2 separate regions of the Homo sapiens genome follow, and region 2 is linked to region 1. The links are chromatin contacts, found by Hi-C in ENCODE. All regions are on one chromosome and are shown on one strand. The core of a region is the stretch at or near the end of the contact, and the rest is flanking DNA. Distances in the headings are between cores, read along the strand shown. Region 1 holds the start of HECTD1 (HECT domain E3 ubiquitin protein ligase 1). Region 2 has its middle 55 kb from the start of RNU6-8.

Region 1 (3,168 bases), core at 322-2,821:
GCTTAACTAGAAACCAGAGCTGTCTGTGTCAAAGACAGTCAGTCAAGCTTCAGGTCCCACTACTGCTATCACTAAAGTCTATGCCAAAAGGCAAAGAACACCTAACTAAAGGTTCTGTTTTTTCCAGCAAACTTCATCCCCCTCCTTCTCTACCCAAAACTGATCTTCAGATAAGGGTTAGATTCAGTATTTTGAGGAAACTCTAAACACCTTGATCCAATCCCCCTCCAAATTGTTTCTCCTTCAAAATTACCTCCAATTTCACATATTCTGCTGACTTCTCAATTTACTTCTATTTTAAAGATATCCAAATACAAACGACAATTATATACAAGATTTATCTATGAATAAAGAGTTGGTTAGGAATTTTGGCAGTCTTGGCAACTATTCTTAAAAGTTAAAAAAATAAAAAAATTAAAAAAGGAAAGGCTAAAAGTAAATGCAATGGACCAGCAGGTTACGGATCCGAACGAATGTAGGCCAACCTAGGGCCCTCTTTCCCCAGCTTCACAAGATAGGGCAGTTGGTTAAAAAAACAAAAACAAAACCGAGAAGCAACCCCAACAGGTAAGTCATTACAAAAGCGCCCCGTAAGCGCCCTGACTGGAGGACAGCTTTGGGTCCCACGTAACGCAGCCGCAAGTGTGGGAAGCCGGCGGCGGGGCGCGGTGGGCACCCAACGGCGGCGACCAGCGGGGTTGACCCCACACCCGGGGCCCGGCCGAGCCGGGCGCTGAGAGGCGCTGGCCCCCGCGCTGTGGTTCCCCAGCACCAAACCCCGCTAAGTTAACTACCTGTGTCTACGAGGAAGGGAAGTTCTGGAGAAGCAGCAGCAAGCCTTCGTGCCCGAGAGGAGGCCGCCGGGCCAGGCAGGGCGCCGGCTCTCCCGGGAGCTGCGCCCGGAACTCGAAGGCCTGGCAGCGAACCCTTCTCAAGGGCAAAAGGAGCCGGCCTGAGGCTCTGGCGCGGGCAACCGGGCCCCGCCGCCGGCAGGGCCCCGGGAGGGGAACAAAGGGGCCAGCGGGGAAGTCGGCAGCAGCCTGGCCGACCTCACTCGGCGCCGGGGTCTCGCTTTCCGCCACTCGCCGGGCGTCCGGGATCCGCGCCCCCACGCAGGGCCCTTCCGACGGTCCGAGGCGCTCCCGCCTCCCCTTCCCGCAGGCTCTTACTCGGGCTTGTCGTTCCAAACCGCTCCGATCCAGCTCCCAACAGGCCGCCGGCAGAGCCAGGCCCGGCCGCGGCCCTAGAGTTCCCAAGAAGCCGCAGGCCGCGCAGGTCGAACCGGGCAGGCGGCACAGGAAAAGCCGCGCCTCGTCCCTCCCCTTCCTCCGCGAGGACCTGGTGACAGGGAAGCGAGAGGTTCTCGCGTGCGGCAGCAGCCAGCGGACGTCCAGTCCCCAGCACGCGGCTCCTCAGGCCCTGCAACTCAGAGGCCCGCGCGGTGCTGCGGGCGACGGCGGCGGCGGCGCGGCGGGGAGGCCCAGTCCATCGCGAACCGGGAGGGGGAGGGGAGGAGGGTCGAGGGAGAGCCAGGCGGGGAAGCTGCCGAGGGCAGCCGAGCCCGGCGGAGGCGGAGCAAATCCACTCCCCCGGCGGCGACCCCGCCGGCGGCCACCTGGGGCGCTGCGGGACGGCCGACCGCCGCGCAGGGGCGCCAAACCGGGTACGCCGCGTCGCCGTCCCTGCCCCGGAGCTCTCGCCCCCGCCGCCTCGGGCTGTGTCGTACGTTTCTGCCGCGGCTTTTCTATGGTGCGCCCTGGCCCCCTTTTCGCTTCCCTGTCAGTCCGAGCGCGCTCATGCACGCACGTCCAGCTTGCTTGGCGCCGTGGCTAACACTTTGCGCGCTCCTGCGGAGGGCGTCGCACGGCACAGCACAGCAAAGCTGCGGCCCAACCTGTCCCCGCTGAGCCTTCCGCCCAGGCCACCCGCACTCAGCCACGATCTTCCCTCCTCGCGCACGGAAGTGCGTCGCGTAAGGAAGGCGTCTCCCCCCGCTCCTGGGAGGCCGACCGCCTGGCGGTTCACCCCAAAGAAAACCCTTCAGAGCAACCCTGGGAAAGAGGTGCTGCCGACGATTATCAACGTTGTACAGATGAGACACTGAGGCTCCAGGAAAGCGCAAATGCAGGCCCAGCGCCGTGCCCGGTCGGCAGCAGCACTGAGAGTGCACTTTTGACTACGTTTCTTGTGGCTTGTGGTCACAAGTATGTCTGTGGTTATTCTTTTCAAACTTTATTTCACACGCATTCAGAATAAAGGATGCATGCTTATAGGACGTAGTTGGAGCCCGGAGACGTCCTACTGTACTCTCACTTTCAGCTTTTAAACAAAAAGAAAAATTAATACGACATGATAGTGTTTGAGACATGGTCCCTCAGGCAACCAGAGGAGCTGCTAGGTATGAGTAAAGAACAGAATTTGGGTCCGCTGCGTTTCCTGTAATCCCAGCACTTTATGATTTTACTCTCTTGAGGCCCGGAGTTCGAGACCAGCCTGAGCAACATAGACCTGGTCTCTGCAAAAAAATTAAAATTTAAAAAATAATTACCCAGATGCGGTGACGCACACCTATGGTCCCAGCTACTGGAGCGGTTGAGATGGGATGATCCCTCGAGCCCAAGAAATTGAGGCTGCAGTGAGCTTTGATAATGCCACCTCACTCCAGCCTGGGCGACTAAGCAAATTTGTCATTTCCAAAATACTGGTTCTTTTTTTTCTTTCTTTTTTACTACTTCTTTAGAAAAAGAACCAGTATTTTGGAAATGACAAATTTGTACTTCAGATAGCTATCCGCGCATGTCCCGTTGTCGCAGGTAATGGTCCGTTTAGGTATCCTGTTAACGAAACAAGAGGAAAAAGAGGATTCAACTATTTTGTCCCAAGTACAACACATGAGGATAATTATTTAGATGTCATGAGTGTGAATTGGAGCTGCCAGGAAACTTCAAGAAGGAAGTGGCATTCCCTCTGGACCTTGAAGAATGGGTACAATGTAGACACTGAAAGGAAAGGGAAGAACATAAAGCCTGATATGTTCCTAGACATAGGAAAGGTCACCTGTGCCCCCAGCAAAGAACCAACAGTAAGCAACAGAGAGAGAAATTTGGAGCTAAAGTGGGGAAGGCCTTGAATGAGGAATGCAGAAATTAGGCTGAGCTAAGTAGCAAG
Region 2 (3,168 bases), core at 364-2,863, 1.1 Mb after region 1:
AATAAACTGTAGAATTTTTTTTTTCAACAAAAATGAAACACTGTGGGGTTGTTAGCTTTTGCATCAGAACTTTGGTAAGAAAATGTGTTTGTTTTGGTTTTAGGTTTTTTTTGGTTATTTATTTATTTATTTATTTTTTTGAGACAGAGTCTTGCTCTGTCAGCCAGGCTGGAGTGCAGTGGCACGATCTCGGCTCACTGCAAACTCCCTCTCCTGGGCTCAAGCAATTCTCCTGCCTCAGCCTCCCGAGTAGCTGGGTTTACAGGCGTGTGCCACCATGCCCGGCTAATTTTTATGTATTTTTTTAGTAGAGATGGAGTTTCACCATGTTGGCCAGGGTGGTCTTGGACTCCTGACCTCAGGTAATCTGCCCGCCTCGGCCTCCCAAAGTGCTGGGATTACAGGCGTGAGCCACCGCGCCTGGCCCGTTTTGGTGTTTGTTTGTTTGTTTGTTTGTTTTGTTTTTTCCCCAGAGGGGGAGAAAAGAGATCTCATTTCTGATAGATTTAGGTCAGTTTAAATTCTTTTTCACTGAGGTTGACCTGATCAAAGTTTGCCTAGTGACTCAGCAAAGTCTTGCCATGTGGAGGCTTCATTTTTCATCACCTGTTGGTTTTTCCTTTTCTTAAAAATTTATTTCTTTATAGAGACATTTTGATATCATTTTAAAATCTCAGCACGTGACAAATACAAACTGAAAGTGCGAATTCTCATGTAATAAGAAAATTAGAAAGCAGACAAATATCAAGGCCATCTTTCCTCAGGTGATAGCCTTTTGTTAATGATAGTATCTTGGTTTCCTCAGGTGATAGCCTAATTAATGACATCATCTTGTATTTCTGTCCTAATGAAATTCACTTCTGTCATCTCAGGTAAATGGTAAAGAACTCATGGGTAAAGGTAAATGGGTAGAATACTCACGTTCCTATTTTAAAACTTGAGAAATAGAATCACAGATCAAGAATGACTTTCCTGTCTCCCTTTTTCTCAATTCATTGTTCTACTGGTAATAAGGATAACACAGATGTTAACAACTTACTTAATGCCAAAACACTTTACATGTATTATTTTATTTTATTATTTCTTGTGAGATAGGTATATTCCCATTTTTTTCAGATGAGGAGAGAGTGACTTTCAGAGATTTTTTTTTTTTTTTTTTGAGACGGAGTCTTGCTGTGTCGCCAGGCTGTAGTGCAGTGGCGCGATATTGGCTCGCTGCAACCTCCACCTCCCTGGTTCAAGTGATTCTCCTACCTCAGCCTCCCAAGTAGCTGGGATTACAGGCGCGTGCCACCACGCCCAGCTAATTTTTGTATTTTCAGTAGAGACGAGGTTTCACCATGTTGGCCAGGATGGTCATCTCTTGACCTCATGATCTGCCCACCTTGGCCTCCCAAAGTGCTGGGATTACAGGTGTGGGCCACTGTGGCCAGCCAACTTACAGAGATTTTAAAAATTACTGAAATTTACAAAGCTGGAAAATGGCAGAACTGGGAACTGACCCATTTCTGACTTCATGGCCTGTGCTTTAAACTGTTACACCATATGTCTGTCCAGTTATATGCTACAGAGAAAGCAACTTCCACAGGCCAGTTGAAGCCAGCTGCCTTTTACTGGGCTCCCAGCCTGGTTACCGTCCTCCTATTTCTGACATTAAGCAAAGCAGAAGGTTGATTTAGACCTCCCAGGAAAGGGTTCTGGAAAAGCTACAGGACCCTGTTCTTGAGCTCAGGGTCATCTGTCACTGGTAAGACCCCTCTCTAAGATGTTTTAAAACAGCATGTCAAAGACACAGTAAATGAATATATCCTCTATGTAAAGGCTTAGTAAACAGCAGCTCAGTAATTGCCCTAAGTGTAAGCAGGCAAGCCAGAGGCCTCAAACTGGACACGCCTTCCCAGTGTGTAGGCAGGCATCATCTCATAAGATTTACTCCCACCCTGGCCTCTTCCCTTTTCTGTTGACTTGGCCAGAGTCTCAGCTTTTCCTTACCAAAGATCAAAACTAAGACTTCTTGGCTCTCCAAATCAGATCGTCACTAGAGTTTGGCCTGCTGTCAGTAAAGACAAGCTGAGTTGGCCTGAACTTTCCTCCCTTGGCATCCCAGGAAATTGAACCTCTGCTGAAGGACCTGAAAACAACACCTGTCTGTCTCATACCGTAGACATAGCTTTGACTCAAAAACTGAACGTTCCTGATGCCAGGTAAATGGTATCTCAGGGGATGCCATCCAGACTCCCCAGCTTTTAACCCATTTATCTTTAGAAACTTAGCTTTTCTCTTTCAGACCCTTGGCCTGTAAACATGAAATTCTATTTGGGTACAAAGCTAATTCCAGAAAAGGGGGTCCTTTCTGGACTACTTCTGTTTTTGCATCGTAGTAGCCATCTATTGTTACTTTGTTGATTATTAATTTTCTAAAAGGAATAGTTTTGTAGGACACATACTCTAGACCCTATTTGTGCAAAATTTACTATAATGGAAGTTGCCTTAAATGCCTGACTCTGCACTGTTTGTTTTAGAAGGAGAAAAGACATTTAAACTCTGCATTTATCTTTCTGCTTGGTTCTGTGAGCTAGTGAGATTTAACTCTTCAATTTCCTCATGACTCAAAAATTCAAATATCTTAGCCACCCACCACAACAAAATATCACAAGTGTTCTTAGAGCTTTAGGAGGAGGAAGAGTGTGGTCAGAATGCTGCCTTCTTTCTAATACCACAGTCAAAAAACATTTTCTCACTTACTGATTCAATACAGAAAAACTGACCTTTCATTTTAGCTTTTGCATGTTAAGAACATGATTTCTAACATTCCATTCATTACAGCAAAAGCTCATTATTTTAAATGTCTCAGATGTTCATTATCATGCCATGTTTCCTCTTCTGCTTCCTAAGAGAGGAGGTAGTGTCACTCACATCTGGCAAATGGGAAAGAGTTAAACAGATAAGCCATGACTCATCAACCAACTCAGCTCTGGCCCCAGGCAGCAGGTGGTTCTTTTGATCTTTCACTAAATGGGGACTTTTACAGGAAACAGTCCTTGAGGAAGGCAGTTTAAGTAACTTGGCAGTTTTGTAAGCAGCATGCATGTAAACTAGAAGATAATCTTTTCATGCCCAAACATATTATAAATTAGGGATGGAACCAGATGCAAAAGGGACCCCAAA

The links. A loop is a pair of places that touch in the nucleus more often than their neighbours do. Pooled maps may share reads with other maps.
Region 2: a loop to region 1 is called in a pooled map, with 9 times the contacts of the local background. The contact joins the enhancer-like site here to the promoter of HECTD1 in region 1. A Hi-C loop is called at or near these places in 10 of 50 pooled maps.

What each region holds. Positions count from the first base shown.
Region 1 is chr14:31,206,222-31,209,389 of GRCh38, forward strand. It overlaps HECTD1 (HECT domain E3 ubiquitin protein ligase 1), which reads right to left and starts at 1,572. Exons shown (of 43, transcript NM_015382.4): 1 at 795-1,572. RefSeq lists enhancers at 464-977, 1,490-2,001, 1,979-2,148, 2,002-2,513 and silencers at 619-828, 949-1,158, 1,459-1,798.
Region 2 is chr14:32,256,884-32,260,051 of GRCh38, forward strand. No RefSeq gene overlaps it. Among named protein-coding and RNA genes, the nearest start is that of RNU6-8, 55 kb to the left of the region's middle. Within about 2 kb of position 1,614, at least 3 of the 41 ENCODE cell types and tissues checked have a DNase peak (open chromatin) inside an H3K27ac peak, as active enhancers do.